Regions from separate parts of the Homo sapiens genome. Here region 2 is linked to region 1. A link is a loop called in an ENCODE intact Hi-C map of the cell type or tissue named here. Cell type or tissue: CD4-positive, alpha-beta T cell. All regions are shown on one strand. Each heading gives the region's core, and the rest is flanking DNA. Links, peaks and the distances in the headings are about the cores only. Region 1 overlaps ERC1 (ELKS/RAB6-interacting/CAST family member 1). Region 2 has its middle 11 kb from the start of FBXL14.

What was found. Hi-C counts contacts between places; a loop is a spot of excess contacts. Peaks named below come from ENCODE experiments on the same cell type or tissue, not always from the same donor. Only the 100,000 strongest peaks of a DNase experiment are listed, where the experiment ranks them.
Region 2: a loop joins it to region 1, with 2.2 times the contacts of the local background. A loop is called at or near these places in 9 of 110 quality-filtered maps.

The regions. Positions count from the first base shown.
Region 1 is chr12:1,202,357-1,207,733 of GRCh38, forward strand. All of the region lies in intron 12 of ERC1 (ELKS/RAB6-interacting/CAST family member 1), which reads left to right. Among named protein-coding and RNA genes, the nearest start is that of ERC1, 210 kb to the left of the region's middle. In CD4-positive, alpha-beta T cell, for the core only: no CTCF peak of the experiment used is centred there; a DNase peak (open chromatin) is centred at 2,625; H3K4me3 peaks cover 1,098 bases; H3K27ac peaks cover 1,417 bases.
Region 2 is chr12:1,602,413-1,607,789 of GRCh38, forward strand. No RefSeq gene overlaps it. Among named protein-coding and RNA genes, the nearest start is that of FBXL14, 11 kb to the left of the region's middle. RefSeq lists enhancers at 2,919-3,440, 3,031-3,090, 3,211-3,290, 3,441-3,960. In CD4-positive, alpha-beta T cell, for the core only: CTCF peaks have their summits at 2,974 (motif pointing left) and 3,177; DNase peaks (open chromatin) are centred at 2,979 and 3,739; H3K4me3 peaks cover 762 bases; H3K27ac peaks cover 79 bases.

The sequences.
Region 1 (5,377 bases), core at 117-5,116:
TTCCCAAGAGTTACAGTTTAGCCGGACGTGGTGGCTCATGCTTGTAATCCTAGCACTTTGGGAGGTGAAAGTGGGTGGATTGCTTGAGTCCAGGAGTTCGAGACCAGCTTAGGCAAGTGGCGAAACCTCGTCTCTACAAAAAATACAAATATTAGCCAGTTGTGGTGGTGTTTGTCTATAGTCCCAGCTATTTGGGAGGCTGAGGTGGGAGGATCACTTGAGTCTGGGAAGTAGAGTTTGCAGTGAGCCAAGATTGCGCCACTGCACTCTAGCCTAGGTGACAGGTGAAACCCTGTCTCAAAAAGGAAAAAAAAAGAGTTGTAATTTGATGCTAAAGTGAAATATGATTCATGAATAATAAAGTAGGTAAAAATTAAATTAATAATTAAAGTTGCTCTCTGGCAGGAATGCATTCCATTTTTTCCCATGGATTTACCCGTGTGTTATGTAAAAACTTGCATACAAAGAAGACTCAGTTAATGTCCTTGTTCATCTAAAATTATTTTGACTTCCTGTGTCACAACCAATGAGATAGAAGGATCATTGGGAACAATCATTTAGAGATCGGCTTCTTTCTGCCTTTGAACATTGTCTGCATTTTACACAGCGTTATAGATGCTAAACGTTCATGGAGTTTTATAGACTCCTAAGGAAGCATCATAAAACAGATAAATTATGCCCAGGTGAGATGTCAGCAGACCTACATTCTTACTCTTTTTGAGACGGAGTCTTGCTCTGTTGCCCAGGCTGGAGTGCAGTGGCACAATCTCGGCTCACTGCAGCCTCCACCTCCCTGGTTCAACCGATTCTTGTGCCTCAGCCTCCTGAGTACCTGGGACTACAGGCGTGTGCCACCACGCCTGGCTAATTTTTGTATTTTTAGTAGAGATGGGGTTTCACCGTGTTGGCTAGGCTGGTCTCAAACTCCTGACCTCAGGTGATCTGCTTGCCTCGGCCTCCCAAAGTGCTGGGATTACAGGCGTGAGCCACTGCGCCTGCCCGGCTGCTACATTCTTATTCTGTATCTGCCACTCAGGCACCATGTGATTGCCAGCAAGTCGTTTTGTTTCTGTTTTTCATCTCTTCATGTTACAAGGTAACAAATCTTGTCCTTCTTATCTGTTTTTATTCTCACAATGACTTTTTAAAACTTGTAAGTACTGAATTATACTTTTGCAAGACATCACTAAGTCTTAGAAAACATTAAAGTATAAATGGAAATGGTGCTTGCATTCAAGAAATAGATATTTTGTTTCAGATTCTTAAGGTACAATTTAGACCATGAAGCTAATCCAGATGATACTGGTCGTTAGAAGCCCTAACTATTTGGAGGATCATACTAATTACAGTGAAACTGATTACTTTTTGAAAAGAGAAAAACTGCTTGTTGTTGTAAAAGACAGTAATGAACTGTAAGGGCTACATGCTGTGCAGGAATATTAAGCATGACTGCTTTATATCTCCTACTGCTAAGCAGCATTGGAACTGAATTGATGTAAACAAGCCTGTGTATTCTTGTTCATTATTGCTTTTAGATTGCACCATTTGAGGATTGTGGTAGATTTGGAGTGAGAAGTACTAGTTGTTATTAGGAGAAAATTATGTTTTAACATTTGAGAAAATTATTTCAAGTACATTAAAGTTCTGTATTCTACAGAAGCTGTGTTTTTCTGCTTTTGCTTTTAGATAACTTGGATTCTCTTAATGGAATGGGGTGGTTAAGGCGTAGTTAGTTATAAGGTGGGTGTCTATAAAACTAAGCAGACTAAAATTGTGCAGTTACTTAAAGCCAACTCTGACTACTTAAATGAGAATGAGATGGCTAACCTTCTCTATTTTTCTTAGTGTTTAAGAAATTGTTTTTTTTTTCCTGCCCCAGGAAATGGTAAATTTTAGACAACTTTTTTTTTTTTGAGAAACTTTCATTAAAATACAATGGTGTAATCTAATAAGAAAGTAAATTTGTTGAGAGTTGAAAATCTGAAATAATTCTTTTTTAGTGACTGTATAGAATTTGTGACTCCTTCCCTTCTCTAATCCTGCATTTTATGATGTCCATGAATAATATTTCTGAATATTGTCCTTATTAATTCTTTCTAACTTTCTTTTTCACATTTTCTTCCTGGATTTCCTGTTTCCTTCAGTCTCACCTCAAGGTCAGTATGCTTGCACTAAAACAAAGATGATGTGATTGAGCGTTGTTTGCGAATATTGTCTTGAATTCTTACAGGGAACTGAACATATTTCAGGAGAGGGATATCTAGAAATCTAGCTGTGAGGATAAAATGTCAAGGGTATTGGGTTTATCAGAAGAGTGTGTTCAGATTTTTGTGCTTTGAAAAGGTAGTGTGAGTAGTCAGAGAGCAAGAACCAGATGGCCAGGTTTTGACTGAGAGAGAAGTGGAGATGAAAAGAGCATTACGAGGAAAGAGGAGGGGAAAAAGAATTGTGTTAATGTAATTGAACATTCAGTGGAGACATTCTGGCTATTAAACGGGGTAAAGTGCCGCAAAAATGATGGAGGGAAAGTCACAACTGCCTATAGCTTTATAGAAGAAACCTTGAATTATTTACTGAGACGAACTTTCAGACACACACACACCCACATCCTTTAAATTTTGGTTTCATTTTGTGACTCTGCTGGGTGGTAGAACTAGTGATAACAAAAACAGCAACGATTACTGCTATTTATATGTGCCAGAGGCACTGTAGCGGAACATATTTTGTTTCAGTTGATCTTAGCAACTATGAAGAGAGATTTATTATTTTGATTTTTTAGTTGAAAAAGCACAAGTGCAGAGACCATTAAGTAACTTGCCCATCTTCATTAGTAAGTAAATAGTGAGAGAAGCGGCACAAAACAAAAATCTGCATTTAAAAAGTTACTTATTTTGCATATGAGCCATGACAATATAAAGTGTGAGGATTTCTGATAGGATTCAGAAATGAGCCTGTTAATATCATATGTGTTTTACCTAGCAGCTGCCTAATAATAATAGCGATTATATATATGTGTGTGTGTGTATATATATATATATATCTGTGTGTGTGTGTGTGTATATATATATATATAGATATATATTTGCTGTTTATAAAAGCACCTCTTTGACTCAACAGCTAGCATATGGGTTACACTGGGATAAGTGTTAAAAGAGTTAGCCCGCCAAAAAAGAAAATAAATTGAAAAAAATTTATGCCCCCTGCCCATTTTGAGTAAGCTGTATTCATTACAGAAGGAATCTTAAAGTGTTTGTAATAAAAATAGCAAACACAAATACTGCATTTAAAAAATAGATTTTCCCGTTTCTAATCTAAACATTTTCTCCACATATTGTAGTAGAACAGTATGGGTACCACTTAAGTAATTCCAATTAGGTGGCAAAATCTGAAAGCAGTTGAGTTTTAGTATAAAAATTTCATGAAGTGTTTTGCCTTGTGTTTAGAGAACTTTCATCTCTAACTTAAGCTTCAAGCTGACTCATTTTAGTGGGAAGTTTTATCATTTGTCCCATAGTTAGTCCTTTGCACGACTGGTTTTGCTCTCAGTCTCTCTAAATGAAACCCTGGGAAAAGCTTCAGAAGAATTTGACCGTGAAGCCATTGGTATATACATAATTCACTGAGTTACAGGTTATATTAATTGTAATATTGTTAGCTGGTTTATTTTAGTTAACTTTTACCCAGCAGCAAATGCCATTAAATCATACTTATTTCTAAATAAGTTTATTTTCCAAGGAATACAAAATAAAATAGTCATTGTTTTTTCAGTGGCAAAGATCATCTTAGCTGTAGTATGCAAAAGTTTAAAGTCTCTCTTCATTCCAGATTATGATTTAGTGCAGTATTTTTTTTCTAGATAGAAACATTTTACCATTTTAATTGTGGTTTTGCCAAGTCCAGTTGAATAGGTCATAAAGAGAGTATAATTTATTACTGCTTTGATACTGGATTGTTTGGGTGACTTCATTATATGACCTTGGGCAAGATACTTAACCTTTCCATGTTTATTTTAACCACTTGTTTTGTGTTAATAGTGATGCTTAGCTGTAGTATTTGTATTTTAGTGTCTCCACTAAACATTTCTATTTTGCAGAGGTTTATTTTTATTCCTCTCTTCTCCCTTGTCTTCTTCCCCTGCCCTGCTCTCCTCTGTCTTCCTTTGCATTCAGTACAGAGTAGTGAGATTTTATTTAGAGTGATACTGACTGAAGACTCACATTTTCTATCTTCAGACATACACATCTTTTTATTTCCTGTTCAATGACATTAGCACCAGAGAGTGAATACAAAGAAATTATTCCATGTATAGATGAAAATATATGATTTGGTTCAGAATTCTTCTTTTGGCTAACGGTCATTCAGAGATGAGAGCTATAAATGTCATCTCTATTCTCATTAACACTTAGGTCTAAAATTGAGCTCAATATTATTAATATCTATGTTTTAATTATCAGTTACCACTGTAGACTTGTTTTTAAAACAAATGTTTAGAATATGTGTGATAGTTCCTAACAACTTCATTAACCCATTTATACCAGAGGTTGCACATTTTTTGTGTGTGAAGAATCAGAGCTTCGTGATGACCTTGAGCAGTAGGATATAAATAACTACCACAAGCTTAGCATTCCAGTAATAGAACACTAGGCATAAAAGGGTTAAGACCAGAGTCCCTATGTTGTTAAAAGTTAAAATACTTTTATACTTTGCCCCCCAAAAAATCCCATTGTTATAGTCTCTTTTATATAGTTTGATGGAAACATTTCACATTAATTTCTAAAATCTAATTCAAATAGTTATTTCTCTGATTACACACTTTAAAAAGATTTTTTACATTATTGTCTGATTTCATTAAGAAAAGGCACTATACTAGTTGCTAAAACCTCATCATAAGATATATCACTCACAAAAATAGATGTAATTGTATTTTTGAAAGGGTTAGTTTCTTATTTTTTTAGCTAAAGCTTTTTTTTATAGGCCCTAGAAAATTTCTGACCCCATAAAATCTATTTACAAGGAGTTTGACTTATGGGCAAGAGTTTATAACCCAGGAGAATGATCGTTATTATTTGCATTTTTAGCTTCCACTTTTCATTCCTTTCGCTTTTTTAAGCAACTCTATTGTTCAAGAGCGTATTTCTTATTATTTTTCTTTCAAATAATAGTGCCTAGTGTTTTTGTAATAGTCTGCACAAGCAAGTGTAACATCTTCTCTGTTAAATAACATCTGCTGGTGTAGTAGTGTACTCTTTTGAATAACTCATTGGTGGGAAAAAAAATACGTGAATGCAGACTTGTGCTGATCTTCCTAACTCTTCTACTGAAAATGATAGTTTTATGCTATCATGCATTGATAAATGGTAAATGTTTTTTTAGATAG
Region 2 (5,377 bases), core at 146-5,145, 400 kb after region 1:
CGCATAAGAGAATGATCTTTCAGGTAGAGCCAGCCATGTGTTTGCATCTTATCTTCTCCTCTGTAAGTCAGGAAGGGTAGCATGTTCCATTCATGCGCAAAGAAATAGTCCAGAACTCCTCTTCTGCCAGACATCCATCCGTCCTGTGGCCTTGGACCTATGGTTTCACTACCAACTCTTACTCTTTCTTTTTTCTGAGACAGAGTCTTACCTTGTCGCCCAGGCTGGAGTGCAGTGGCGTGATCTCGGCTCACGGCAACCTCCTCCTCCCGGGTTCAAGCGATTCTCCTGCCTCAGCCTCCCGAGTAGCTGGGATTACAGGCACCTGCCACCACGCCTGGCTGACTTTTGTATTATTAGTAGAGATGGGGTTTCACTATGTTGGCCGGGCTGGTCTTGAACTCCTGACCTCAGGTGACCCACCCGTCTCAGCCTCCCAAAGTGCTGGGATTATAGGCGTGAGTCATTACGCCTGGCCCAACTGTTACTCTTTCTTTTGCTTAGCGTGGTGATTCTGAAGCTTGACTAGGCATCAGAATAAACTTGAGGGCTTCCTGATGCAGGACATCTGGGGAGAGGCCTGAGAATTTGCGTTTCTCACATTGCTGTCAGCATCACCTGGGAACTGGGGATCACAGAACTGAGAATCGCTGGTAGAACCTCCTAGTACCCACCTTTTTTTTCCTTCTTTAAAACTTTTGTTAAATTATACTTCTTAAAAGCTCTCTCTTTTTTGGCAAAATTAAAATCCTGTAGGACAAAACTATAGTCCCCCGCCCCCCTCCATCTTCTGTCGTTTAGATCATGAGCTCCTCTGATACAAAGGTTGAAATTTTCTCCAGTGGTATGGTGGAAAGAACTTAGGTTTTACAGTCAGATGAATTCTAGGATAAAATCTTGACTCTGTCACTTATTAGCTCTATGACTTTGGACAAATTATTTAACCACTAAGAGGCTCCATTATCTCATCTATGAAATGGAACTAGTGATTTCCAAATCTTGGGAGTTTTGTGAGGGTTGACTGGGGTAATGTGTGTAACCTCCTAGTATGGTGACAGACCGTAATGAAAACAGCCTAATGTTTACAGAGCATTGATTGAGCAGTAGGCCTTCTTTTAAGGTCTTTACATTTATGAACTTCCCTAATTGTGACAACAGCTCATTTTACAGCCTATGAAGAGGGTTCATTACTATCTCCATTTTACAGATGAAGAAAGTACAGCCCAGAGAAGGGACTGGCTCAAGACCAAACAGCTGGCCGAACTGGAATTTGAATTCTGTGATCTGGATCTAGAGCCCATATCCCAGCCACCATGCTTTGCTGTGTTAACAGTATAAGTTTAGCAGTCCGCCTTGCTAGGATGCAGTTACTCTATGATGCCACGTAAAGAGAGGTCCATGACACAGACAGATAAATGCCACATGTTCTCACTCATGTGTGGGAGCTAAAAACAACTGAGCTCATAGAAACAGAAGTAGGGGTGAGGCACTGTGGCTCACGTCTGTAATCCCAGCACTTTGGGAAGCCAAGGCGGGTGGATCACTTGAGGTCAGGAGTTCGAGACCAGCCTGGGCAACATGTGGAGACCCCCATCTCTACAAAAATACAAAAATTAGCCTGGCATTGTGGTGCGCACCAGGGATCCCAGCTACTCTGGAGGCTAAGATGGGAGGATTGCTTGAGCCCAGGAGGTCGAGGCTGCAGTGAGGTATGATCACACCACTGCACTCTAGCCTGGGTAACAGAGGGAGACCCTGTCTGAAAGAAGGAGGCTGGGAAGTGCAGCAGGGAGGGGAGGGCAGGAGTAGGTTGGTTAATGGATGTAAAATTACAACTAGACAGGAGGAATAAGTTCTAGTGTTCTAAAGCACCGTAGGGCGAATATAGTTAACAATTTATTTTATTTGTTCAAAAAGCTAGAAGAGAGGATTTTCAGTGTTCCCAACACAAAGAAATGGTTTTCGAGGTGATGGATATGCTGATTACCCTGATTGGATCCATTACACATAGCATACATGGATAGAAATAGCACTCTGTGCTCTATAAATGTGTACAATTTTTACATGTCAACTGAAAATAAAAGGAAAAAAAGATGTGCAAATATGTTTTGAGATCTTTAAAGCGCCATGTAAATGTGTGGTATGTTTTGCTTGTTAGGAGTACTGCTGTCCCATTATGTATTTGAACAACTCCTCATAAAGTACCTTTGGCTTGGGGAAAAAAAAGAGTTAACAGTGAGTGTCATATTGACCATACTGTGAGCAGGATCTGGTCACGGTGAGGCATGGTGATCATGGAAGACACTCGAAGGCTCTGGTTGGTTTGCTAGCCAAAATAGGTCAGAGTGTGTGTGTGGGGGGGGGTGAGAGTGTGTGTGTGTGTGTGTGAGAGTGTGTGGGGTGTGTGTGGGGGGGTGAGTGTGTGTGAGACAGTGTGTGAGGGGTGTGTGAGTGTGTAGGGTGAGTGTGTGAGAGAGTGTGTGAGAGTGTGTGAGAGTGTGTGGGGGTGTGTGAGAGTGTGTGTGGGTGTTTGTGGGGGGTGTGAGAGTGTGTGGGGGGTGAGTGTGTGTGAGTGTGTGAGGGGTGTGTGTAGGGTGAGTGTGTGATAGTGTGAGAGTGTGTGGGGGTGTGTGAGAGTGTGTGGGGTGAGTGTGTGGGAGGTGAGAGTGTGTGAGAGAGTGTAGGGTGAGTGTGTGTGAGAGTGAGTGTGAGAGTGTGTGGGGTGAGTGTGTGTGAGTGTGTGGGGGTGAGAGAGTGTGTGTGAGAGTGTGTGTGTGAGTGTGTGAGAAAGTGTGTGTGTGAGAGTGTGTGGGGGAGGGTGTGTGTGTGTGAGAGTGAGTGTATGTGAGAGACAGAGGGTGGTGTGTGTTTGTGCCTGTGTGAGTGTGTGTACTGCAGGGTAGATATCCTGATACCTGTTTCATGCCTTCAGGCCCACAGCTGGCTGTGGCCTCGCAGGACCAGGAATGCGTTTGTGTGTAATTATGTCACCCTCTAGCGGTGACTTCCCTACTAGCCCTTTATCCTTGAAAAGCCCACTCGGGTGTCGGTGACCTCTCTTCCCAGTGACAGCCCGGGAGCAGAACTTCGGGGAGATTCTGGCATGGAGGGACAGTGCTGGGAAAAGCGGGGTGTGGCCGGGCATGAAGAGAGTGCCAGGGCCCGGGAAGAGTGAAAAGTACAACTAGGACTAATGAGGAGTGCACCCTGCCGAGCAGAAGGGGAAGCAGGAGCGGGCCAGGCACAGCGTCTGGAGAGGAGGGAAGAGAAGGCGCTCTCAAGGGGAGGCTCTTGCGTGTCAATTTCTGCCAAGTGCCATTTTATGTCTGTGGGGTGGGACGGTTATCGCAGCTAGAGCTCTTTCCAGAATGTCAGCACTGAGGGCCGAAGTGGGCGTGGAGAAGCAGTTTCAATTCTGTTTTCCAAGGGAAGTAGGCACAGGTTTAGAGGCTGCCTGGAGCTGCCTAAATTCCAAACGTTCACCACCGTGGAGTGGACTGCTGACTTGGCTGCTTCTGCCTAGCCTGGGGCTCTGTTCCCTCTGCCAGTAAAGGTCATTTTATCAGGATCCTCAGAGGCTTTCGCATGTTGATAAATATTTCAAAAGACAAGGGGGAATCAAGATCAGTCTTACTGAGAGCGGATTTGGAACTCCGCGTTCGGCGGGACGCTGCCGCCCGAGGCCTGACTGAGCCACAGTGCGAAGGGTGCTCCCTTTTTGAAAAGGTGCTGGCGCCAGGCCAGGCTTTGCTGGAAAGTCCTATCTGGATGAGTCAGAGCATTTACATTTCTTACATAATGTCAGACCCAGAGGAGCTTTAGGGATCAGCCCAGCTACAGAGTTCACAGCCAGGTCCCCTTTTCTGCCAAGAGGATAGGGTTAAAGGTTTTAAAAAAAACAAGCAGAGTCTCAAGGGGCAGAAAAGCGAAGGCTCAGAGTTAATGCTGATTAACTCTTCACACCCCAGAAAAGATGGTTCTGAGGTAAAACCACACCTTTATGTCACATGATGCCACTGCCTTCCTGAATCCAGTCATTCCTAAAGAGGTCAGTAACACCAAGCACTGACCTTCCCGCCTTGTGTGCAGGAAATTAAAGAGGCATGAAAACCCTGTCCACATTTTCTCTAAAGTTGGAACAGCTTGCCTGGGGCTTCAGACTGAGCTTCAATCTCAAGCTTCAGTGAGATTCTTTGTTGTTTATTTTTTATTTTTAAACTATTTGGCCAGGCGCGGTGGCTCACGCCTGTAATCCCAGCACTTTGGGAGGCCGAGGTAGGCAGATCACTTGAGGTCAGGAGTTTGAGATCAGCCTGGCCAACATGGTGAAACCTCATCTCTACTAAAAATACAAAAATTAGCCAGTGTGATGGTGTACGCCTGTAATCCCACCTGCTCAGGAGGCTGAAGCAGGAGAATCGCATGAACCTGGGAGACGGAGGTTGCAGTCAGCTGAGATCGAGCAACTGCACTCCAGCCTGGGCGACAGAGCAAGACTCCGTCTCAAAATAAACAAACAAACTAACTAACTAACTAACTAACTTACTATTGAAGGCCAAAGAGTTCAAGTAACTAACATAAGAAATCAGTGGCTACTGTTGTAACCATCAAGAATTCTTTAATGGGCCAGGTGCAGTGGCTCAGGCCTGTAATCCCAACACTTTGGGAGGCCAAGGCAGGTGGATTACGAGGTCAGGAGTTCGGGATCAGCCTGGCCAACATGGTGAAACCCTGTCTCTACTAAAAATACAAAAATTAGCTGGGTCTGGTGGAGCACACCTGTAATCCTAGCTACTCAGGAGGCTGAGGCAGAATTGCTTGAACTGGGGAGGCGGAGGTTGCAGTGAACTGAGATCACGCAACTGCACTCCAGCCTGGGTGACAGAGCAAGACTCTGTCTCAGAAAAAAAAAGAAAGAAAGAAAAAAAAAAGAATTCCTTAATTTCCTTAATTTAACTGGTTCAGGGAACCTAAATGAGAGTTGTCACATAATAGCAAATCTTAGTGACCAGATGACACTCAAAGCAGGTGTAAATATTTAACAAAAGCACTGTGTAGACATTTAATGACAATGGTTGCTTTTTGTTTGCTTGCTTTTTATTTGTTTACAAATGAAAATAAAGCAGAGAATGAGAAGTCACTTTCTCAGGGTCACGGGAACAATTCAGGTTGAACGCATCTCTCCTCCGACATGCCGAGCGTCTTTGAGTCTCCTCACCCAGGCGCACACTCAGGATTGCAGTCATCTGCTATTGTTGCCTTTATTTATTTTGAGACGGAGTCTCGCTCTTGTCACCCAGGCTGGAGTGCAGTGATGCGATCTCGGCTCACTGCAACCTCCGCCTCCCGGGTTCAAGGGATTCTCCTGCCTCAGCCT